Regions from separate parts of the Mus musculus genome. Here region 1 is linked to region 2. The links are chromatin loops, found by intact Hi-C in ENCODE. Cell type or tissue: left cerebral cortex. All regions are shown on one strand. Links, peaks and the distances in the headings refer to the core of each region. The heading gives the core; the rest is flanking DNA. Region 1 has its middle 14 kb from the start of Gm41329. Region 2 overlaps Fer1l6 (fer-1-like 6 (C. elegans)).

The links. A loop is a pair of places that touch in the nucleus more often than their neighbours do. Peaks named below come from ENCODE experiments on the same cell type or tissue, not always from the same donor. Only the 100,000 strongest peaks of a DNase experiment are listed, where the experiment ranks them.
Region 1: it touches region 2 in a loop (1.8-fold over the local background); 1 of 42 quality-filtered maps calls a loop at or near these places.

Annotation. Positions count from the first base shown.
Region 1 is chr15:58,739,989-58,752,263 of GRCm38, forward strand. No RefSeq gene overlaps it. Among named protein-coding and RNA genes, the nearest start is that of Gm41329, 14 kb to the right of the region's middle. In left cerebral cortex, for the core only: no CTCF peak of the experiment used is centred there; a DNase peak (open chromatin) is centred at 7,125.
Region 2 is chr15:58,599,119-58,611,393 of GRCm38, forward strand. It overlaps Fer1l6 (fer-1-like 6 (C. elegans)), which reads left to right. Exons shown (of 41, transcript NM_001370912.1): 21 at 1,194-1,328; 22 at 3,039-3,188. Among named protein-coding and RNA genes, the nearest start is that of Gm36451, 8.2 kb to the left of the region's middle. In left cerebral cortex, for the core only: no CTCF peak of the experiment used is centred there; no DNase peak of the experiment used is centred there.

The sequences.
Region 1 (12,275 bases), core at 4,706-9,705, 140 kb after region 2:
TCCTGGAGGCAGGAGCTGATGCAGAGGCCAAGGAGGAGATGCTGCTTACTGGCTTGCTTTAAATGGCTTGCTGAGCTTGCTTTCTTATAGAACCCAGGACTAATCAGCCCAAGAATGGCACCACCCACCATGGGTTTGGCCCTTTTGAATTGATCACTAATTGAGAAAATGCCTCGCAGCTGGATCTCACAGGGGAGGGGATGGGGGGGGGCAGCATTTTCTCTAGCTTGTGTCAAGTTCACACACACACACACACACACACACACACACACACAAACCAAGCAGAATAAACATACTACCAGCCACACCACTGCTAGACTCCAGATCAACACACCACAGAGATATTTGCACATCAATGTTTACTGTAGCACTATTCATACTAGCTGCTGTGGAACTAGCCTGTGTCCAAAAGAGGAATGGACTAAAATGTAGACTAAATTGTCTTCCTAAATAAGACCTGCACGGTTTCAAAGTCAGTTGGCATTCCAACATAGATGAAAATCTTCAAGCAATGAACTGCTGAGGGAGGGAGAACGAGACTTTTCCAGAGAGGGTCCCTGACTAGGGGACAAAGGATATTGGAGGAAGAGGAGAGAGGCTAGGACACGTGAAGGAATATACTAAAATGCAATATATAGTTGAATGAATTTTTTAAAAATAAAGAATAATAAACAATGCTCCCAGCAAAGTGATCATCTTTAGAACCGCTTCCTCTGAACCCCAGATGGTGGCCCATAAATTAAACTATCTTCAAAAGTCTCTACACTCTGAGTCTTAGTTCCCTGATGTGTGAGTAGAAAAGCTCATCTCCACCTCCTGAGTCCTCACGGGAAGTGGATGAGACGACTCTCAAAGTTATCCAGTGCTCTGTGGGTGGCTACAATGTGCCTGCAGTGTTCCAGCTGTTGGCATCATGGCGGTGAGCAAAACTGACTCTAAAAAGCCCATCCTCACAGAGGGTGGGAAAGGTGACGAATATCAAGGTAATAAACTTTGTGGGAAAGCAGATGGGCTTTCATGTGAACAAAGCATTTGATACAAGATAGGACCTGAAATAAATGTTCTGTCTTTATATTAATGGAGAACCCAACTCCTTCAAAGCCATTCCACAGGCATACTCTACATCAAAGGAAGAAGGGGGCATCTTGGTTCCCACAATTCTCTACTAGAAGAAAATCAGGAGAGCATCCATGCCTTCTCAACACGATGACAAAGTAAACAGTCCTTTGGAGAGCAATGGTAGAAATGATTTTCTCATACAACTCCATCTCTAATGTACTTTCTCATGGATTCAATGGTCCAAACATCTCCAGGACTTTCTTGCATGGGAATTGAAATGATGTTAAAGAATAACATAGGTAACTTAGCTGTGGATCCTTGAAATTGGCACTGGGATAGTCATGAACACTGGAACCAAAGGTGGGACAACTACCTTGGAAAAGATCACTGGAGTCTAAGTGTGCAATTGAAAAACAAAGAGATATTCAGCCTTGTCCCAAATTTTTATTTTTATTTTTATTTATTTATTTTTTTGTGTGTGTGAAAAGTCTCACCTCACAGAAAGAAGACTGTGTGACCACGAAGATACAGCAAGGAGGAAGGTGCCATTCCAAAGCTATTGCCAGCAGCATCACGAGGGCCATGGAAGAAGGCTGTGCAGGGGATCCTTTGGCAAGTTTGCTGCAGGCAGAGAGCTCCCAGGGTAGATACAGTTTCTGATACCCATTAGGTCCAACATCCAACATCAGAGTGGAGAGCAATGCAGATATCCTGGTGATCTCCTGTCCCTCACAACATCCCACCCTGCTCTGGGCCCTTCCAGGGTGCCCTCCGTTGTCCACTCCTAGTGTCCCTTGTCTTCCAGCTTCTGGTTGGGCTTCAACGGTGAGGCATAGGTGTTGATCCCAGGTCTCCCCATATAGCGGAGGTGGGATGATGGAGTCCCCATGGAGGCCTCTTCTGACACCTCTATCAGTTCCAGGAAGTGTTCTTTCCTGTTGCTTGTAAGGCCTAGAAATAGTGACAGCTGCTAGCTGGCACAGTGCTCTGAGCAGTAGCACTAGCCTCTGGCTAATTAAAATAGAATTGCCTATCCTGCATGTCTAACAACTAACTTATTAAAAGTTCATCAAAATAATAAGAGATTCCAGGACCCTGACTGACAAGAGACAGTGACTAATAATGTTAGAGTGGTAGAATGAACTCAAGTTGATTAATAACTCAAAATGTATTTCTCTGTTCACAGGTCATGTCATTATAATCTAAATGAAAGATGCAAAATCTGGTTATTGAAATAGCCTGGAGGACACTTTAAACAAAGGTGTGTAGGTTCATCACAGACACATTTAAAGACTCTGCTGGCTCCAGGTAAATGATAGCCCAGGTGGCATTAACTTCTAACTGAGGTGCCTCCTTTGGACTCCCTGGCTCCTTGGGAACTGTTAAGACTTCTGTTGCCCACATTGACTTATGGGTTGTTCCCAGAATAACTGAGCCTGGGAGGAAAGAACCTCAGCTCTTATGGTGTTCCTTTCTTCCTTTAGGAGAAGGGTAGAAAGAAGAGACCAAGAACTTTCTCTCATTGTTGAGTGATGATTGCTGATGAAAGGAAGCCATAGGACCATAGAAGGGTTGCTAAAAGTGTTCTATCAGGAGCGTACCTGTCACAGTGAAGACTGCTGCATGGCAGTCTTGGAAGCTGCATCTGAAGTCCCAACAACAACACAAACAAGCAATTGGATTGGGAACCAAGTCAAGTCCACTAAGTCTTACTGGCACAGTGGGGATAGAAATGGTGTCTACCTCCAGTGAATTAGACCTGCCTGTCACATATATTAGATGGGTCAAGAGATCCACCACCATGAACATACCATAGAGAATTTGACCCTTTCCCTTATGGCTAACGGCAACTGGAAGACACAGAGGCCCTGAACCCTGGGAGGAACTTGCTTGGGCTTCAAGCTGATCTCTGGCTGTAATTCATCCTAGGAAACACTCAGCGGAGAGCCCAGGCCAGTGCTTGAACTGTGGCTAGATCCTTCATGCCACCTCCCGTCAGCTCCTTCTACAGTGAACTCTGAAGCAAAGGGACTGACGAAGGAAGGAAAAAGCTTTTAACAAAGATGTGCCCCTGAATTTACTCTCAGGAATGTCTATTCATTAGCTCAGAGCTCAAACGACTTGGCCCACAGTGAAGGCCTGCAGGGTCCTAGGCTACCACTGACAAACATGTCCCACAGTGAGCACTGTCGGGGATGGGAAAGAGCCCCATGGCGATAGGAAAGCAGATCTACAGGCTGGGAGACCCATTCTACTGAGGTCAGGACTATACCCACGGCAGGCCCACACCTCTGCTCTGGAATTATCGACCAGCAGTAAATAACAGCAATAACAAAATTATTGCCCAATATTGTATGACATTTGTCATATTCACTTCCAAGAATTTATGAATTGGGTGACAGTATCACTGCCATTTTATAGCTGTGAGATTAAGACACTTAAGGGTAATTACCTTAAGATCAAGTGTTAGTGACTGCCAGGTTGTCAGTGTCCAATGTCCAAGGGGTGACCTCATGGCTGTAAATCAGCCCCAGGGGAGCAATGGCAGTTGTCTCTGCCCCACGCACTTTGCATCCAGCCACTCACTGAGGCCTCACCAAGGCCCCTTGGAGGAAGGGACACAGGGATTGAAGGTCAGAGCCAGCATATAGCCCTCATCTCCCCATTCCAGAATCCTTGTTACGAATACGAACCCAGCAAAGTGAGTCCCATGAAAACATCACCCGGGACTAATAGTAACAGTGTCTGCTACTTATGAAAATCATGGCAGAGTTTAAAGAACAGTGGCTCAGAATGACTTTGAAAAACTCAACCTGGGAATATCCGAGGCTCTGATGAGCAGGGACCGAGCAGAGATGGGAAGATGTCAGAGAGCATGTGAGGGCTCCTGGGGACATCATCATTCAGCCACAGATGGAGAGGGGTGGGGCAAGGCCAGCAGTGGTGCTGATGCCCTGGTCTGCTCTCCACTGATAGACAAAACACTCGGCCAAGTGTTGATAAGCTAACCCACCACAGTCAGCCTTGCTTTCCACGGCTGTAAATACAATTGTTTACACTGCTTTTCCCACTGCCACGACTTGCTGTGTCAGATACAACAGTCACATATCTAAGGGCCGCTTAGGTAGCCGCTGAAGCCCTTGGGCCATGAGTACTTTTTAAGCTTGGTCCTACCGTGTTACTCCTTGAGCCAACTTGTCTTCCTCTCTGTCCCTTCTGCCTCTGTTCAAATCAATTCCTCTTGAAAATAGTTAACCAGTGTTGTGTAGAGATTAAATTAACAGCTCCCCTATCATAGTCTATATCTACTTATCTGAAAGGTCCTTCTGATTCTGTTGCAAAGTTACCTCCTGGACAACTTTCTGCCCAGCCAATATTCTGATCAGCCTTGGCCCTCGCGCTGCATAACCTTCCCTAGGATATGTTGCTTACAAAAGCCAGGGTCTCCAGACTTCTAACTTCTCCTCATATGACCCCCTGCCTGGAATTACCCCCTCACTTCCTCTCTCTTCCTCTCCTTCTCTCTTGCCTCTTTTTCTTCCTCCCTCCCCAGTCTGGGTAAAAAAAGGCCATTTTCATGCAAGCACATAATACAATATAATAACCCTTAATAGACTGGAAATGCCTCCGTCCTCAAGGGCCCAATCCTGAGTCAGCTTCCCCATTGTCACAAGTCAAATGCTCCCGTTCGTTCCTCTAGGGGTCTTGTGACACTTGATTCTTGCTACGTAGCATTTAATAAATTTCCCATGCACTACTTTTCTCTTGAATATGGATTTCTTCCAACTTGCCTGCATGAAAAAGTCAGGATACCACATAGATAGTGCTATCACACCGTTTCTCGGTGACATTTATACAATTATGTCAAAATGGTACTGTATTGGATTATGAGTATCAAGTGGAATATAAATTGGGGTGCTTTTTTTTAAAGTTCTTTAAGATTCATACAATTATCTTATTAGATATGATACATAAGTGGTTCAGAAATGCTATGGTAAAGTTGAAATGTCTCCTCTTAAAGAATTTAAATTTAACTAAACGAACTTGAACCAAAAGCACCTCAGGAACCCTCCATATCAGTATTCCTGTTGTGCGGACCTGTGGAGGGCTGGAAAGCTAACTCGGTGGTTAAGAGCTCTTGCTGCCCTCCCATAGGAGATGAGTCCCATTGCAAGCACCCACATCTGGCAGCTGCCAACTGACAACTGCCTGTAACTCCAGATCCATGGGGATTAGGTGCTTCTGACCTCTGTAGGTACAAACCACGCATAGATACGCACATGTAGAAATGACCAAATAAAACAGCTCTTTCTGTGAAGACTATAGCTTCAATTCAGTGTTGTGAGCTACAGATTTTGACAGTCCCTAGTCCCCTTCCTCCTACTATGACCATGATAGGTCTCAGCAGTACCATTCAAGAGACATCCCAGGGCATGCCAGCCTGCACAGATTCCTGTCAAATCCTGCATTGGGGTGGCAAGCCCTCTCCCCACTTCGCTTCTCCAGGGTAGAATGAGAAGGTTCGACTCTTTCGGACTTGGACTGTCTTGTCCTCTTGGTCCAGATGAGTCATTTGAAGAAAGAGGAAGGAAAATCATGTGTCAGTCCCAGGATCAGTCACACACTGAGCAGTCCATCAAGTCATGGCTTAAACAGCTCAGGACCTTCCCTCACTGCACGTTGGATGGAGGGAGAGTTAGTGAGTTCCTACCCTGATAATCTCAGCATATGCAATACGGGGATCGAGGAAACTCCTCAACCACTGTGTGTCACCTGGAAGCCCTGGATGACCACTCTGGAGGGTTAACATCAGCACCAGGTGCTCTGGGTAGAGGTCATCATGGGGGAGACGTGGGGAGATCAGGATTGTTGCTCCATGAATATCGCCCAATTCGCAGGCGATGCCCCACCCAGCTTTGAACTCCCAGACACAACAGGCTGAACCCCAATAGAGTGTTTCAATGGTGGCAATGTCACTGTGGGAAGACACAGCTGAGGTTTTACTCTGGTCATTCATAGAATGAGACCCAAGATGGCTGAGTGAGGCAGCCCTGACTGGCATGGTGCTTGCTCAGTCTCCATTGCCCTCCTGAAGACTCACATCAGGAACCAGTCAGGCTAACAATGTTCAGTTACAAGACAAGGGACATTGAAGTGTGGTACGTGGAGGTTAGTTTAAGATGGGAAACTGGCAGAACAAGGCATCAAACCCAGGCCTACAGACTTTTCAGGAACCTTCTGATTGTTGTGACTTCTATGTCCTTTATGCCTCCGGAGTGGGGGGGGAGATCAAAATAGGATCCAGTTCCCTTTCCCTCTCCTTCCGCAAACTCAAGGAAAGTGGCCTCTGAGAAATATACAAGAGGAACAGTATGGCAAGAGCCAACCCTATTTCAGGTTACAATGCTGAATCCAGAACACTGAAGAGCCGGCTATCCATTCTCTTCCAACTGGGCTCAGGGTTTGTCTGTGAGAGAATAGAAAGAATCCCCTAGCAAAGCCAATAGAAAACCTGCCCCTGCTCCAGAGTAAAGCCACAGAAGGCTCTCTGTAGACAAAAGTGGTTTCTCAATGTCCCCCTTCCTCCTCTTCTTCCTTGACAACCTAGAGTCATGTTCCTCCTTACAATCTGTCCCAGCTGGGCCAGCTCTTCACTCCTGAAAGACAGCGGGACATTTCAGCATCGGACACATCTGAGCAGTGACCAGATGACACAGAAAACACAGGCAGCATCGTACAGACAGCATCACACCGGCTACCCTGTCAAAGGTGTTCCTAAGGTCACCAACCAGGGTCCTAGCTTCCCAGAACTTGACTCCTGTTCTGTCCTAGATAACCAGCTAGCATCTGTGCCTAGTTTTCTGCCTCTTGAGAAGCTGAGTTCACAATCTTGCCAACCTCACGGGATCTTTGTTTAAATTAAGGACAAGGCACCCTAGGGGGCATAAATGTGATAAAACAGGAGCTGTTTCTTTCCTTCTGCTCTTTTGTATGTTTGTTTTTCTGCTTGATCCATTGCTCTGGGCATGACTCATCGGGCTGGTGAGCTGAAACATCTGCCAGATTGTCAACAGAAATGTAACAGTTTAAAGGCGAGGCTGGCGAGGCTGGCACAGACGCTGATGCTTCTGACTCCACACGCAGCCCTCCAGCGAAGGTAGATACTTCAGTGAATGTCAGATCAATTGAGAAGAGACTGGGATCCGTGCACTGGGTTTAACAGGCTGCGGCCTCCCTCCTCCTCCTGGCTAGTTTGGAGACCTAAGCTGATTGGCAGAGGATGGCTTATGAAGATTTGCTCCCTACAGGGCTTTTGCCCCTCTATAGGTCTAACTCTGCAGTTGCCACCTCGCTTGCCTGCCTCTGTCAACTCCAGTGCAACTGTGTGGGTGTCTGCAAACAGGGTTGCACTCAATTTTGCTCTCCTCATCCTTAGAGCTAGAAGGTGCCCACAGCTGAGCTAGTACTCAATGGTGCAGTTGATCCAATTTAAACTTATCCCCAGCGAGACTCAGACTATGGCTATTTTATTTGGCTTTGACAGTAATAACCTTCAGTTACTGACTGTTTGCCTGTACTCCAGCCTCAGTCTCCCTGCATCTTACCTATGCGTGGCTTACAGTGCAGCCAGATGTCACCCTACGGATGGTCCCTTCTCTCATCTTCTATTCTCTCCTCCTCGTCCTCTTCCTCTTTTCCTCCTTGAAGGGACTCTAGCAGGCCCAAACATGGCAAACATGGCTCTGCAGGTCTTGCCCTTCTCCCCATTCCCTCTGCCTTACTAAGAACTCTTAGATGGCAGTCCTAAAGCTAGCCACCAAGGTCTAGTCCCTTATTTGGCCACTTCCTCCTCCTGAGGCTTAATACCAAGGTCCAGCTATCAAAGTATTGAAGTCCAGCAATCAGAAGCTCCCTCTGGCTCACCTAATAACAAACATCCCCGATCAAAATTAAACACCTCATCCCAACTCGGACTTTCTCGCTTCCCCTTTATAAACTGCATTTGCCTACCGGCCACTTCTCTCTCCTCTCTATTCAGAGGCTGTCCTTTGTCCCCCCAGGACAAATATCCCTGCCCTCTCTCCTTCTTCCTTGTCTTCTACCTCCGGTCCTTGTGTCTTATTCCCTGACCTTTGTCCCTGTGGGGCAAATAAATCTTTGTGCTTAGAACTTGGTCTTGAGGGTCCTGAGCTGATACTGATCCTTACACAATCTTCCTCTCCTTCCTCCTCCTCCTCCCCTTCCTCCTCCTCCCCTTCCTCCTCCCCCTCTTCCCTGAGACAGTCTCGTGTACCCTAGCCTCACATCCAACTTGCTTTGCAGCTGATGATGGTCTTGAACCTCTGATCCTCCTGTCTCCATCTCCCACGTCCCAGGATTACAGGCATGTGACACTATGCTCAACCTATGCCACGCTGGGAATCAAACCCAGCGCTTCATGCACGCTACACAAGCACTCTACCAATGGAGTCTCATCCTCCACTCCTCCTCCAGTATCATTTCTACAATGCCAGCATTCCAGGATACACAATCTCTGATGGTCAGTCGGGGAGGGGTGAGTTAGTTCTTTTTCCTCTGGCTTGGATTAAGAAGTAGGGTGGGAGAGCTGGGCGTGGTGGCACACGCCTTTAATCCTAGCACTCGGGAGGCAGAGGCAGGCGAATTTCTGAGTTCGAGGCCAGCCTGGTCTACAGAGTGAGTTCCAGGACAGCCAAGACTACACAGAGAAACCCTGTCTCCAAAAAAAAAATAAAATAAAAGGGAAGAAGAAGAAGAAGAAGAAGAAGAAGAAGAAGAAGAAGGAGAAGGAGAGGGAGGGGGAGGGGGAGGGGGAGGGGGAGGGGGAGGGGGAGGGGGAGGGGGAGGGGGAGGGGGAGGAGGAGGGGGAGGGGGAGGGGGAGGGGGAGGGGGAGGAGGAGGAGGAGGGTGGGTCATCAAGAAATCATATGAACCCATCTTACTTATAAACTGGCCTTTACATGAGTCCCCAAAGGTAAAGGCCAGTGCCTTTCCATGGTAGAGAAGGAGCTGCCTCTGCAAGCAGCCATCTTGGATCCTGGACATTTCAGCCATATTTGCTAAGTCCCTGGGGTAGGGACTAGCAGGGTAGGCATCTCACTCCTAGTCTGAGTTTTCTATGACTCATGGGCTCTCAGAAAGTGGGGGAAGGGGTCATTCTATTACCCTTCTTGTACATGCACACAGTCACCATGGGCACAGCTCAGCTGGCACCCTGAGCTACAGGATAGATGGGCCCCAGCTTCCTCTTTTCTGAGAAGATTTTGAATCACAATAAAACTCTGTGATTCAGATGTCACAGTGGATGGAAAGGTCACAGTCGTCTTATGCTACCTTAGGGGCATTTATGCTTGAACACCCATCTTAGTTGTCATGGCTTGCTAACAAATAATAGGCCATAGAACTGGGGGTTTTACTAAAAGAGGCGCATCAGTTCAGCCTCCCTGACATAGACTGGACTTCCAGGGTACACTGGCTTATCACGTAAGGCTGAAGCCCAAGGAGACATGGGCTTCAGGAAGCCATTTGATTGACCAAACTGGACTTGGGAGACCAGAATTTCCTTTTGGGTCTCAAATTAACATGCACATTAGAAAGTCCTAGGACCTTGTTGAAACATTGTGCCAGGCTCCCTGTCTGGATATTGAAGGCAGGGTGGAAAGGAAGTCCTTAGAGACAACATTCAATGAGGCTGTTAGGATTCCTACCCACTAACATCTCTGGCACATAGACAGACAGACAGACAGACAGACAGACAGACAGACAGACACACACACACACACACACACACACACACACACACCTACTAAAACCTCCATTCACTGAGCAGGTATACTCTTCAGATATGCTCCTTGGAGATGTCATGTGGCTTTTGCTTTTCAGAGAGTCAATTCCACTTAGAAGCAACAGTTCTCATCCTGTGGGTCTCGAGGAGCTGCAGAATAGATATAATTTATAACAGGAGCAAAATTACAGTTATGAAGTAGCCACAAAATTATTTTATCATTGGGGTCACCACAACATGAGGAAGTATATTAAAGGGTCACAGCATTAGGAAAGTTAAGAACCACTGCACTAAAGCACGTTTTCACTTTACCACAAATGAGGCCTCCTGTGACCTCAGAAAGCCTTTTCTCTCTTGTTTAGTGTCCTAGCAACCTAAACATTAAGGGGCATGGGTGCACACTCATGCACCATGTGGCTCCAAGAGGCTGGTGGGAGGTGTTGAAAAGGGTGTCTATGGCTTAGAAGAGTGTCAGGTGCTGCACACACACACACACACACACACACACACACACACACAATGTTTGTGATCCCATTCACAGCCATCCACAAAACCACAGCAAATGACAGCCTTGTCCCCAGCACAGTGAAAACCACAAGAAACCAGTTAAAAGTGTGGCCTAGCTGCTGGCAGAAACACCAGCCCAGCCAATGCTTTAAACGTTAAGGTTCGAGAAATAATGTCATTTTTAAAAGCCAACAGTGTCAAGTGATTGCCATTTGCCTGGTCACGAGAGATGGATCAAACTGGCAACAACTGTGACCCAGTGAGGTTTCCAACCCATGACGGTGACGCTTGATGTTTGGAGAAGAAATGAGAATGTAAGGTTTGGAGTCTGCCAGGAGTTCAAGGCCCAACCTGGCTACTTACTAGCCGAGTGACCTTGGACCTATCTTCCTACATCCAAACCATCACCAGGGCTGGTGAGATAGCACCGGAAGGGGCATTTGCACAGACCTGACAACCTGAGCTCAATTCCTGGGTCCCACAAAGTGGCAAAAAAGAACCAACTCCTGAGAATTACCCTCTGACCTCCAGCTATGCGCCATGGCACACGGACTCACATATTCACATTCTATCAGTTCTGTTCCTGCAGAGACCCCTGACTAGCACAACCCACCTGCCTGCATCATAGATTTCATTTCCATCCATCCTCCAAGAACTCACTGGCCACAGAGACTATCATTCCTCACTCAGCTACATCAGGTTTCCTTCCATCTTAAGACTTTTTACTTACTGTTCCCATTACCTGGATGTCTTAGTCAGGGTTTCTATTCCTGCACAAAACATCATGACCAAGAAGCAAGTTGGGGAGGAAAGGGTTTATTCGGCTTACACTTCCACGTTGCTGTTCATCACCAAAGGAAGTCAGGACTGGAACTCAAGCAGGTCAGGAAGCAGGAGCTGATACACAGGCCATGGAGGGATGTTACTTACTGTCTTGCTTCCTCTAGCTTGTTCAGTTTGCTGTCTTATAGAACCCAGGACTACCAGCCCATGGATAGCACCACCTACAATGGGCCCTCCTGCCATGATCACTAATTTAGAAAGTGCCTTACAGCTGGATCTCATAGAAGCGTTTCCTCAAGAGAGGCTCCTTTCTCTGTGATAACTCTAGCTTGTGTCAAGTTGACACACAAAACCGGCCAGTACACTGGACCACCACCCAGGTCTCTGCATGGCCAGCAAATCCTTGCCATTCAACATCGAAGCTGACAACTTTAGATTAGCATAACAACCTAATCACTGGTATGCCTGCTGCCATCCCTGCCACCCAAAAGCCCATCCTACTAAGTGCCACTCTCAACCAAGACAATGACAGAATTTTGATGTCTTAAGGTGTCAGAAGTGCATATTTATACACTGTGTTATTTTTAGAAGGTAATGTTTGGGTTATGTTATTGATTGTCTATATCACCATCTGTTTTGATCACATTTTTAGTCTGTAGGGCAAAATATAATTTATCATCAAGATTTGAAGGTTCCTCGAGTGAAAGGAAGTACTGAAAATAATTAACAGGGGTTAAAGATCCAGAGCCTCACAGTAGCTCTAGTCATTCATCTCCTGGACTAGGATGTGAGTTCCGTGAGTTCAGGGACTTCGGTCCCTGTTTCTACAGCAGTATTTGGCACACAATAGGTGCTCATTAAGTAGCACTGAGGGAATATCAAATTTGATGGTCCCAATTATTCTCACTATGGAAATGAGTATGGAAACCATGACCTATAATAAATGAGAAACAAATCCATCAGATGTGCCATCAGAACCTCAATACAATGGTGATTTGTTTTCTGTTGTTTCCATGGAGACATAAGCTTTAGAAGTGACCATAATCCGTAAAAGTGAAATTCAGACCTGGTATAATGGTCTAGTACTCTTTCTTTAAAATAACTTTTTTTTCATTTCGTGTGT
Region 2 (12,275 bases), core at 3,223-8,222:
CAGTGACCGCAGCGCAAACAGTTTAATGCTGTAACTGGAGCTGGCTGGATGTATAATTAGGCTGGCACTTTTATGTGAGTCTGAGGGTGAGTGCAGGCCAGTTCTTTCTTCCTCCCTCCTGGAGTGCACAATAGTGGGTAAGGAAGAGTTCAGAGGTGCGGTGGAAATTTTGCCAGGATCCGGCAGCTGTGGAACACTTTCACTTCTGAAACCCATTTGATTGCACCACTTGGAAAAGAACTATGACCATAGGCTCTTTCCAGTACGAGCTCCACATATTGATGGGGCAGTGTCTGCCCAGGTGTGGGAAACAACTACCTTGCAAACACCTCAGCCTTTTGCTCTGTGAAACTGGCCTCTTTCCAAATGTCTAACTAAACAGAGAAAGAAATTCAAATTTAAATAACACTCTCCCTTCAGGAAGTTCCTCTTGAGCAGCCCAGGAAGAAAGCTATTGGCCAGTGGTGGTAAGACCCTGATGGTCTCAAGCTATCATCCTAGAGTTTTAATTTCTCCATCTATATGCATGGGTACAGCATACTACCCATGTCACTATCTGCTGCCATAGCAACTCTTCTGAAAGAAATATGTCATGCCAAATGGTGAGGGTTGTTCTAAAGACTCTGGACTATTCAAAGTAGTCAATGGATAGCCACAAAGCTGTAGACTTCTACATAAAGTAGATGAGATTTGAAAGTCAATATTAGGGACTTTGACTGTAGTTGATCCCTCCCTCCATTCTCAGTGGAGGGGATCCGGATCCCTAAAGTAGACATAGTAGTAGTATTGTCTGGTAAGAGTGGATGATCCGGATGGAATTTCCGTTTATTGTCTGTAGACACTGGACATATGAATCTCCTGTTTATTTTTTTCTTTAACGTGCATGAAAATAACAGTACTCAGAAAGATTTCAAGGTTTAAATGAGACAGTGAATGTGCAGTGCTGTATAGTAGACAATAAGCACTCAATAAAGGGCAACTGAAGCCGTCATAGCACCAGGGTGAATTAAAATTACTTACGCAAATTATCTGTGCAAATAGGTCATTAAGTGGTACTCCACTAATAAAACATGAATACAAAGTGTTCCAGAGACCGGGAATTTGCATTTAACAGACAGTAGCCAGGAACTCTCCTTGCCCTTCGTGTTTCTGTTGAACAACTGTTAAATGGCTCCTTTCTTGTTTTCTGCCAGATCATTTCCCAGACTCTCTCTCCTACCTGGAACCAGATGCTGCTATTCAACGAGTTGGTTCTGCACGGTGAAGAGAAGGAGCTACTGGAGTCCCCACCCCACGTGGTGGTGGAACTCTACGACAGCGATGCGGTGGTACGTGTCACCAGGCAACACTGATTATTACACCTTCCAAACACTCTACTGCATGAACTGCCTTTATTGGAACATCAATAGAATTCTGACGCTGAGTGTTCAGGACCCTTGATGCACCCACAGGTGGTTTTGACCTCAGCACACTCGGATGCACTAGTCACCGCTTTATTTAGAGTTCTCCTTGAATCACAATCAAAATCACATCTAATTAGCAGAATTTAGTCAACACCCACGCTCATAAGCCAGCCCACAACCACAGCAAACCCCCAGCTGCCTGCCCACAACCACGGCAAACCCCCAGCTGGTCCCAGGTGACTGCTATATATAAAACTCCTCCAAGCCTTTTAGAAACAGCTTTGTGCTGCACTTGCCTGACTAGAGGGAAATGCATGGTCATCTTCGCTGATTCAGCCTTGTAACTAACTCTCTTTGACTTGGCTGCTGTTTGGCCCTGCAAGCCCATATCCATCCTGCCCTCTTTGGTTATAAACCAAATCTCTTCCTCTTCAATGCTGTTTGTGCTCTAAAACTTCAGGTAACCTCCAAAGCTGGCTGGTGGGTTTAAGTGACTGGGATAAGCATTCTTCTCTAAGTTAAGAAGTCTACAATGGATGACAAAGATTTGTATCTTTTAGTTGACACCTCTACCTCCTCCTCAGGTAGAATCTATAAAGTACAGCAGTTGTTTTGAAGAGATTTTTCCAAAGCTTCCTCACTCTCAGTGTGCTCTGGGATGAGCCAAAGTCAGACAAGAAACAAGATTTGAGACTCACAAGAGTTGTCGGGACCACAGAGACCATGAAGGCTTGTCCTGTTCTTCCTGCTTTCTAGAAAGGACAGATCTGGAAAGTTCAGATGCCTTAAGGTCACTGTTAGTGAGGGGCATAGTCAGGACTTGAACACATGACTTCTAGGTCTACTCTTTCCTGCACACTTGATGGCTGTCAGCATGGTATCCCCTCCCTCTTCCCATCCATTCCTGCTGTAAATTGGGGATGAATGTATTTATGAAATGTAAAAAGCTTCCCCCCATTTGGCATGCAGTACAGATGTTCTGGCAGAAGACCCACAAGTTAATACCCTCACTCTCCTTCAGGGTGGGGGACAGGGTAGGTGGGGGAAAGCTTTCCATCTCAAGAGTTTGTTTTCTATTTGAAAAGGAATCCATTGACATCGGTATTCCATTACCATAGATTAGGTACGTAATACAAACAATATATAAGATTACATCACTTTTGGGGATGCTATGAATAGATACAAAGCTTTAGCCTTATTTATGAACCTCAAAAAGGTTGAGGACATGACTTAGGCTACACACACGGTGTAGACTTGTACACAGGGAGCAGACTTGAGAACACAGACTTGGGTTGACTTATCTCTAGAGCTTACAATCCTGTCCACCACAGAAACCCCTTTAGACTTTCTGCTGTTTTCTTGCATTTTTCCTTTCCCTTCCCAGTCTACTCTGGTTGGTTACTTTAATTAATCTCTCTGGAGAAGGAGCCTTGGACTAGGGAGGCCCCAAGGTTATCCTCTCAGTGTGTCACTGGGCACCTGAGAGTGCTCTCTGTCCCCCAAGTCATGAGTCCCCATGGGGTTTGGGGTGGGCTGCTGCTGCTAGCTGCTAACTTTGTAAAACTGATTTGCAAAGTTGCCCTGATGCTGGCCGGAACTAAGTGGATGCCAATCAAAAACTCATCTCTTCTCTAGGGAAAGCCAGAATACTTGGGTGCTACGGTGGCTGCTCCAGTTGTGACACTGGCTGACCAGGACTATGAGCCCCCCAAGCTGTCCTATCACCCCATCTTCTGTGGGAACCTCTCTGGAGGGGACCTCCTTGCAGTGTTTGAGCTGTTGCAGGTAAGAGGTCCAGGGCACGTGTACCAGATATCTTTCTGCTCCACTTGGCATGAGGAGCAACCTCCCTGGATGCGTTGCTTAGTGAAACAACACCTGGTCCATCCCTGCTATCCCGTGTCTCTGGGTGTCTCCTTCTGGGCACCTGGAAGCTGATGTTTACAAACTTTGATAACGCAAGTTATTTCCAGAACTGTTGCACCACAAATCAGAATCCTAGAATGAAAGATCTTTCAGGGTTGGGTTATCAGTGTTTGAGCTACAGCAGAGTCCCTCCGCTCTAACAGACCATGGACGGATATGGAAAAAGAAGCCATAGGACATTTGTGGGGTAGTTGCCCTGTGCCTGAAGTTATAGCTGTGGCAGCTCATATCTTTCATAGATCTCCCTCAAGCCTCTGGAGACACACATTCCTATTCCCATTAGAGAGATGGAACATGAAGGACTGATGCACTTGGCCAACCTCATCTCCTTCTATAGATAGACAGTTAAGCTGAGCTCTGAAGCGGGACCTTTACAGCTCCTACTTCTTGTACCATATCACATTGCTTCCCAATGTCAAAGAACTCCTGGTCCTTCCCTGAAGTCCTAGAGTGAGTGTGTGTGTGTGTGTGTACGTGTATGCGTATGTGTGTGGGTATGTGTATTGTGTATGTGTGTGTATGTATGTGTATGTATGTGTGTATGTGTTTTCATGTGTGTGTGTGTTTGTGTGTATGTATGTGTACATGAGTGTGTTTATTATATTTTTGTGTGTGTGTATATGTGTATATGTGTTCCTGTGGGGTTGTGTGTATACAAAGACCCTTGCAGAGGAAGGGAAACTAAGTTTCTGAATTGTGGCTGTACAATAGAGAACCAGTAGGAGTTGAAGAGGATAAATAAGAAGGGAGCACCTGGCTTGCCAGAGATTCCTCTCCCAGGCCCTATGCTCTCTGAGGCATCAGGTCCTGGGCTTCCTCCCCCAGGCCCTATGCTCTCTGAGGCATCAGGTCCTGGGCTTCCTCCCCCAGGCCCTATGCTCTCTGAGGCATCAGGTCCTGGGCTTCCTCCCCCAGGCCCTACACTCTCTGAGGCATCAGGTCCTGGTGGCTCTTTGCTTTGGGACCAGGCCAGTCTTTCATCTTAGTTGATGCAGGATACCATAACAATGCACTTATTGGGCAGCTTAAACAACAAGCATTGCTTGTTCCATGCTCTCACAGTTGAGCCTGGGTATCCAAGGAGGCACTGAGAGGTCTGACCACCTGGTTTGTAGTGGCTGCCTTCTCGTTGTACCCTCAAGTGGGGGGTGGAGAATAATGTTCTTCCTTAGGTCTCTTATCATAAGAGACTGAGTACACTCACGAGGGCTCTGGATTCCTCTCTAAGGCTGAACCTCCAAATGCCATCGTGGTGGGGTTGCAATTTGAACATCCAAGTTTGACACTGGATTAATGACATCTTGTATAGGAAAATCTGATTTTCAGAAATCCCAATTTAAAATAAAACAAAACTCAACTCACTTGATAATGAAATTGGAAGGTACACATCCCTAGCGCACTCAGCATGAATGCACATGAAAGTGGGGGGAACTAGATTCCATGGATACAAATCTCAGACCTACCACTTGTTAGAATGTGGCTTTCTCTGTTCAGAAATGTAGGACATTAATAAGACTACCCAACGTATCTTGTATAGTGCAGTCTATGCATAATGTTTTATTACTAATAATATTTCTATGCAATAGGATATTAAAGCAAAATCTGTGGTCCCAGCTATTGATTTTAGAATTTGAAATGGATAGCAAGGCAATGATGTGGTCAGCATGACAGGTCCGAATTTAGACTCCAGGTAGACAGATTTCTAATGGAGAGCTCAATTGTGTTCATTATTAAGGGGACATTGAGGTTAGATATACTTGTATCCAGACCCAAATTCTCTTTGCATCTGCAGCCTGGAGGTTGCAATTGCCAACACTGATATATTGCTAAGTCCATCCTATCAGACTCTGTCATCTGTGTTTTAAGTCACCCAAGGGACAACTTATAGTGGAGAAAATGGCAGCTTTGGAGGAAGAGTAAACTCTGCCAGGGAAACTGAGCCTGCATAACGAGGAGTAAGGTACAGGGATTCAAGGACTGGCTTCATTCAGCTCCAAGTAGACGATGTCTAGCAGGGTCGGAAAGTAGAACTAGAAAGAGCTATGTTACAAACACTAAGTCCTAGGAGGCTAGGATACTCTAGAATGATAACCCAAGTGGTCTCCAACAAAACCATCTGTAGCCAGACAAGTGCGTGCTGCACAGATGTGTGGGGGTCAGAATGGAAGGCAACCTTCCAGACCAGCTGGTCCAGTCTTCTCTCCAATGAGAGCTGTCAGCAAGCTGTTTTGGTTCAAACTCAGGCAGATACTAAACAACTGAATCCAGACAAAAGGAGCTTTGCCCTTATTGCCACCCCCACTTCGAGAGGAAGGCTTTGCTTTCTGTTCCCCTATAACATCACATCAACGACAACTTCCCTTCCCAAGAGAGAGCAGCTTCAGACTCGATGGCTACAGAAAAGTGTTTCCCATGTCTCCTTGGAACTTCAGTTCCTCCAAACCTAATGAATGGGGAGATGTAATAATTGCTTCATATTATATATTCCGATAATACTTGTTTCCACTAGAGTTTTTGTGTGTATATGTGTGTATGTGTACATATCTGTGTGCACCCACATTTATATGTGGGTGGCGTGGGTGCATGTGCAAATGTATGTGTGCATGTGGCGCCCTGAGGTGGGTGTCAGATGCTTTCCCCCAATCACTTTCTACTTTATCGTTTGAGACAGAGCCTCTCACTGAGCCCGTAGCAGACTCAGCCAGACCAGCTGTCCAGCAAGCTCCAGAGATACCCCTGGCCCCCTCTCCCCAGCTCTGGGATTAATTCTTTGCTGGAAATCAAGCACAGATCCTCATGCTTGCAAGCAGGCATGTTTCTGACTGCACATCTCACCCAGCTCTGTGTTAGCTAGTTTGTTTTAATTTTACTTTCCACTGCCTTATTTTACCTAGCCACATGAAGTTTCCTTTTAACGAACAAAGCTATGTTCACACTCTTTTTAAGGCTACTAGAGCATGAACCACCGAGGAAGGTGAAGGCTGTCTTGGGAGAACTAGCCCTGGTCTGGCACACTGTGCATGAGAATGCTCAGGTTCCAGGTTGGCTGAGCTGGATCTAGGCAGCCACTCTTCCCAAACTCACAGCCACCTCGATAAGTGCTCTCAGCTCGAATCTACAAGTCTCTTAGTAACTCTTTCAATGAGAGGCTGAACAAGTTGACCCCTAAAGATGACCTGAGGGCTTTGCCATCTAGGACTCACGGTCCTACCCACCTCCTCTCTCAGAACCAGGCACACTGTTGAGACACCTGCTGCTTGCCAACAGGTGACCTCTGGAGGATCATTGTCAGAGGTAGGAAGCTTAGGAGATGCAATCCAGTCTGGATTTAATTATGACTTTCCATTTGATTACTTGTTCAAAAAGTGATTTGATCATCAGAGTGACTGTCTTAGCAGGTGGAGCTCAGATGTGCTATGCACAGTGGGACTAGGCCAGCCCTCACTTGTCACAGCTGTCACCTCTTTGTGTCTGTGTATGGCTTGCTTTACTTCCATGTTTCCCATGCTGAGACACTCCCCTGACTCAAGAGTTGATAGCATGGCTTTTCTATGTACCCATCAAATCCACTGTTTCCATCAGTCATCCACGCTAGCTGTCCCCTCTCTTCCCGATCTTAGTCCACCCCTGGCTGTTAGCTCAGCCTCTTGGGCTGAGTACTGAAAGCCATCATAATCCTGTTCATGGTATCTATGCCCAGGGCCTGACCAGCCTGTAGCTGCTTCCTTGCCTGTTTCCTGTCTTCTGTTCCTAGAATCTTATAGTCCTCTGTGAACCATCCCCCTGCTCTTGTCATTCTCCACATTCCTTCCAGAACATGAGTCGATCATGCCTCCCTCTTCTTCAGCTGCTCTCTGCTCCTTATCTACGAGACTATTTACCAGATTTTGCCTTTTTTTTTTTTTAAAATGCTGGTTCCTCCAAATGCAGTGAACAGAATTTGAGAAGTGCTTGTTGGAATATTTCTCTTTGGGATTTGAAATACCCGCTACTGTGGTAAACAGGCTCTCAGAAGAACATTTTAAAATGTATTTTTCAAAACCTAGTATTTCCAAGTGTAACTAAAATACCATTTTGTTTTTACTATAATGGCTAATATCCCATGAAGAGTAAATTCTACACTTTACATGAGTATCAAATTCCCATTCTGGCTTTTAAGCTGTCTTAAACTTGGGGTCATTTATTAATATTCAAGTTACCCCACAGCCACTATGACATTGTTATGTGCAGACTCTCCAGGTTCCTGGGCCTCACGGATGTACTCTTCTGCTCTTGGGCAGTCTATTAACTCATTCTGAAGTGTCTCCCCACTCTACCCTCCTCAACTCCTGCAGAACCATTTACCTGCCAATAATAATTATCAAAATTCAGAGCAATAGTTTTCTGTTCCAGCTTGCCCACTCCACCACAGTTTAAATGTTTTCCCCCTTTCCATCCCATCCTTTGCCTCTTTCTCTATTCAGTTCATAGCATTGTTTGTAGGCAACTGAAATTGTCCTTCCCTCCCCTGTCGCTGTGTCAGTTTGTGGAACCCAAGGATTGCTTAACTCATTGATTCTTACATTCAAACGTGTGTTCATGCAGTGTCTACTGTGTGTGGGTGTGTTCCCAAGGAATGTCCTAAGCAGACAAAACACAGACCTTGCTACCCTTATCTGTCTGCCATACTTCCCAAATTCTAGAAATGCTCTCTTCTCTTACTTCAGATCAGGTTCACTACACATCCCAGGAAGGGACCGTTTTCTAGCTTGTTCCATGAGGAGAGCCCATGGGGCTGATCAGTGCACAGTGTTTATAAACCTATGTGGCAAATCTGCCTACTTAGATCCTATGCCACACCCCAGGAACAAAGCTTTCACTTACCATCATGTGAGCTTTGCCCACTTTTTATTTTATTTTATTTTTTTTGTTTTTTTTTTTCCATTTTTTATTAGGTATTTAGCTCATTTACATTTCCAATGCTATACCAAAAGTCCCCCTTACCCACCCACCCCCACTCCCCTACCCACCCACTCCCCCCCTTTGGCCCTGGCGTTCCCCTGTACCGGGGCACACAAAGTCTGCGTGTCCAATGGGCCTCTCTTTCCAGTGATGGCCGACTAGGCCATCTTTTGATACATATGCAGCTAGAGTCAAGAGCTCAGGGGTACTGGTTAGTTCATAATGTTGTTCCACCTATAGGGTTGAAGATCCCTTTAGCTCCTTGGGTACTTTCTCTAGCTCCTCCATTGGGAGCCCTGTGATCCATCCATTAGCTGACTGTGAGCATCCACTTCTGTGTTTGCTAGGCCCCGGCATAGTCTCACAAGAGACAGCTACATCTGGGTCCTTTCGATAAAATCTTGCTAGTATATGCAATGGTGTCAGCGTTTGGATGCTGATTATGGGGTGGATCCCTGGATATGGCAGTCTCTACATGGTCCATCCTTTCATTTCAGCTCCAAACTTTGTTTCTGTAACTCCTTCCATGGGTGTTTTGTTCCCACTTCTAAGGAGGGGCATAGTGTCCACACTTCAGTCTTCATTTTTCTTGAGTTTCATGTGTTTAGGAAATTGTATCTTATATCGTGGGTATCCTAGGTTTTGGGCTAGTATCCACTTATCAGTGAGTACATATTGTGTGAGTTCCTTTGTGATTGTGTTACCTCACTCAGGATGATGCTCTCCAGGTCCATCCATTTGGCTAGGAATTTCATAAATTCATTCTTTTTAATAGCTGAGTAGTACTCCATTGTGTAGATGTACCACATTTTCTGTATCCATTCCTCTGTTGAGGGGCATCTGGGTTCTTTCCAGTTTCTGGCTATTATAAATAAGGCTGCTATGAACATAGTGGAGCATGTGTCCTTCTTACCAGTTGGGGCTTCTTCTGGATATATGCCCAGGAGAGGTATTGCTGGATCCTCCGGTAGTACTATGTCCAATTTTCTGAGGAACCGCCAGACTGATTTCCAGAGTGGTTGTACAAGCCTGCAATCCCACCAACAATGGAGGAGTGTTCCTCTTTCTCCACATCCTCGCCAGCATCTGCTGTCACCTGAATTTTTGATCTTAGCCATTCTCACTGGTGTGAGGTGGAATCTCAGGGTTGTTTTGATTTGCATTTCCCTGATGATTAAGGATGTTGAACATTTTTTCAGGTGCTTCTCTGCCATTCGGTATTCCTCAGGTGAGAATTCTTTGTTCAGTTCTGAGCCCCATTTTTTAAGGGGGTTATTTGATTTTCTGAGGTCCACCTTCTTGAGTTCTTTATATATGTTGGATATTAGTCCCCTATCTGATTTAGGATAGGTAAAGATCCTTTCCCAGTCTGTTGGTGGTCTTTTTGTCTTATAGACAGTGTCTTTTGCCTTGCAGAAACTTTGGAGTTTCATTAGGTCCCATTTGTCAATTCTCGATCTTACAGCACAAGCCATTGCTGTTCTGTTCAGGAATTTTTCCCCTGTGCCCATATCTTCAAGGCTTTTCCCCACTTTCTCCTCTATAAGTTTCAGTGTCTCTGGTTTTATGTGAAGTTCCTTGATCCACTTAGATTTGACCTTAGTACAAGGAGATAAGTATGGATCGATTCGCATTCTTCTACATGATAACAACCAGTTGTGCCAGCACCAATTGTTGAAAATGCTGTCTTTCTTCCACTGGATGGTTTTGGCTCCCTTGTCGAAGATCAAGTGACCATAGGTGTGTGGGTTCATTTCTGGGTCTTCAATTCTATTCCATTGGTCCACTTGTCTGTCTCTATACCAGTACCATGCAGTTTTTATCACAATTGCTCTGTAGTAAAGCTTTAGGTCAGGCATGGTGATTCCACCAGAGGTTCTTTTATCCTTGAGAAGAGTTTTTGCTATCCTCGGTTTTTTGTTATTCCAGATGAATTTGCAAATTGCTCCTTCTAATTCGTTGAAGAATTGAGTTGGAATTTTAATGGGGATTGCATTGAATCTGTAGATTGCTTTTGGCAAGATAGCCATTTTTACAATGTTGGTCCTGCCAATCCATGAGCATGGGAGATCTTTCCATCTTCTGAGATCTTCTTTAATTTCTTTCTTCAGGGACTTGAAGTTTTTATCATACAGATCTTTCACTTCCTTCGTTAGAGTCACGCCGAGATATTTTATATTATTTGTGGCTATTGAGAAGGGTGTTGTTTCCCTAATTTCTTTCTCAGCCTGTTTATTCTTTGTGTAGAGAAAGGCCATTGACTTGTTTGAGTTAATTTTATATCCAGCTACTTCACCGAAGCTGTTTATCAGGTTTAGGAGTTCTCTGGTAGAATTTTTAGGGTCACTTATATATACTATCATATCATCTGCAAAAAGTGATATTTTGACTTCCTCTTTTCCAATTTGTATCCCCTTGATCTCCTTTTGTTGTCGAATTGCTCTGGCTAATACTTCAAGTACTATGTTGAAAAGGTAGGGAGAAAGTGGGCAGCCTTGTCTAGTCCCTGATTTTAGTGGGATTGCTTCCAGCTTCTCTCCATTTACTTTGATGTTGGCTACTGGTTTGCTGTAGATTGCTTTTATCATGTTTAGGTATTGGCCTTGAATTCCTGATCTTTCCAGAACTTTTATCATGAATGGGTGTTGGATCTTGTCAAATGCTTTTTCTGCATCTAACGAGATGATCATGTGGTTTTTGTCTTTGAGTTTGTTTATATAATGGATTACATTGATGGATTTTCGTATATTAAACCATCCCTGCATCCCTGGAATAAAACCTACTTGGTCAGGATGGATGATTGCTTTAATGTGTTCTTGGATTCGGTTAGCGAGAATTTTATTAAGGATTTTTGCATCGATGTTCATAAGAGAAATTGGTCTGAAGTTCTCTATCTTTGTTGGATCTTTCTGTGGTTTAGGTATCAGAGTAATAGTGGCTTCATAAAATGAGTTGGGTAGAATACCTTCTACTTCTATCTTGTGAAAAAGTTTGTGCAGAACTGGAGTTAGATCTTCTTTGAAGGTCTGATAGAACTCTGCACTAAACCCGTCTGGTCCTGGGCTTTTTTTGGCTGGGAGACTATTAATAACTGCTTCTATTTCTTTAGGGGATATGGGACTGTTTAGAAGGTCAACTTGATCCTGATTCAACTTTGGTACCTGGTATCTGTCCAGAAATTTGTCCATTTCGTCCAGGTTTTCCAGTTTTGTTGAGTATAGCCTTTTGTAGAAGGATCTGATGGTGTTTTGGATTTCTTCAGGATCTGTTGTTATGTCTCCCTTTTCCTTTCTGATTTTGTTAATTAGGATTTTGTCCCTGTGCCCTTTAGTGAGTCTAGCTAAGGGTTTATCTATCTTGTTGATTTTCTCAAAGAACCAACTCCTCGTTTGGTTAATTCTTTGAATAGTTCTTCTTGTTTCCACTTGGTTGATTTCACCCCTGAGTTTGATTATTTCCTGCCGTCTACTCCTCTTGGGTGAATTTGCTTCCTTTTTTTCTAGAGCTTTTAGATGTGTTGTCAAGCTGCTAGTATGTGCTCTCTCCCGTTTTTTCTTGAAGGCACTCATAGCTATGAGTTTCCCTCTTAGAAATGCTTTCATTGTGTCCCAAAGGTTTGGGTACGTTGTGGCTTCATTTTCATTAAACTCTAAAAAGTCTTTAATTTCTTTCTTTATTCCTTCCTTGACCAAGGTATCATTGAGAAGAGTGTTGTTCAGTTTCCATGTGAATGTTGGCTTTCTGTTATTTATTTTGTTATTGAAGATCAGCCTTAGTGCATGGTGATCTGATAGGATACATGGGACAATTTCAATATTTTTGAATCTGTTGAGGCCTGATTTGTGACCTATTATGTGGTCAATTTTGGAGAAGGTACCATGAGGTGCTGAGAAGAAGGTATATCCTTTTGTTTTAGGGTAAAATGTTCTGTAGATATCTGTCAGATCCATTTGTTTCATCACTTCTGTTAGTTTCAGTGTGTCCCTGTTTAGTTTCTGTTTCCAT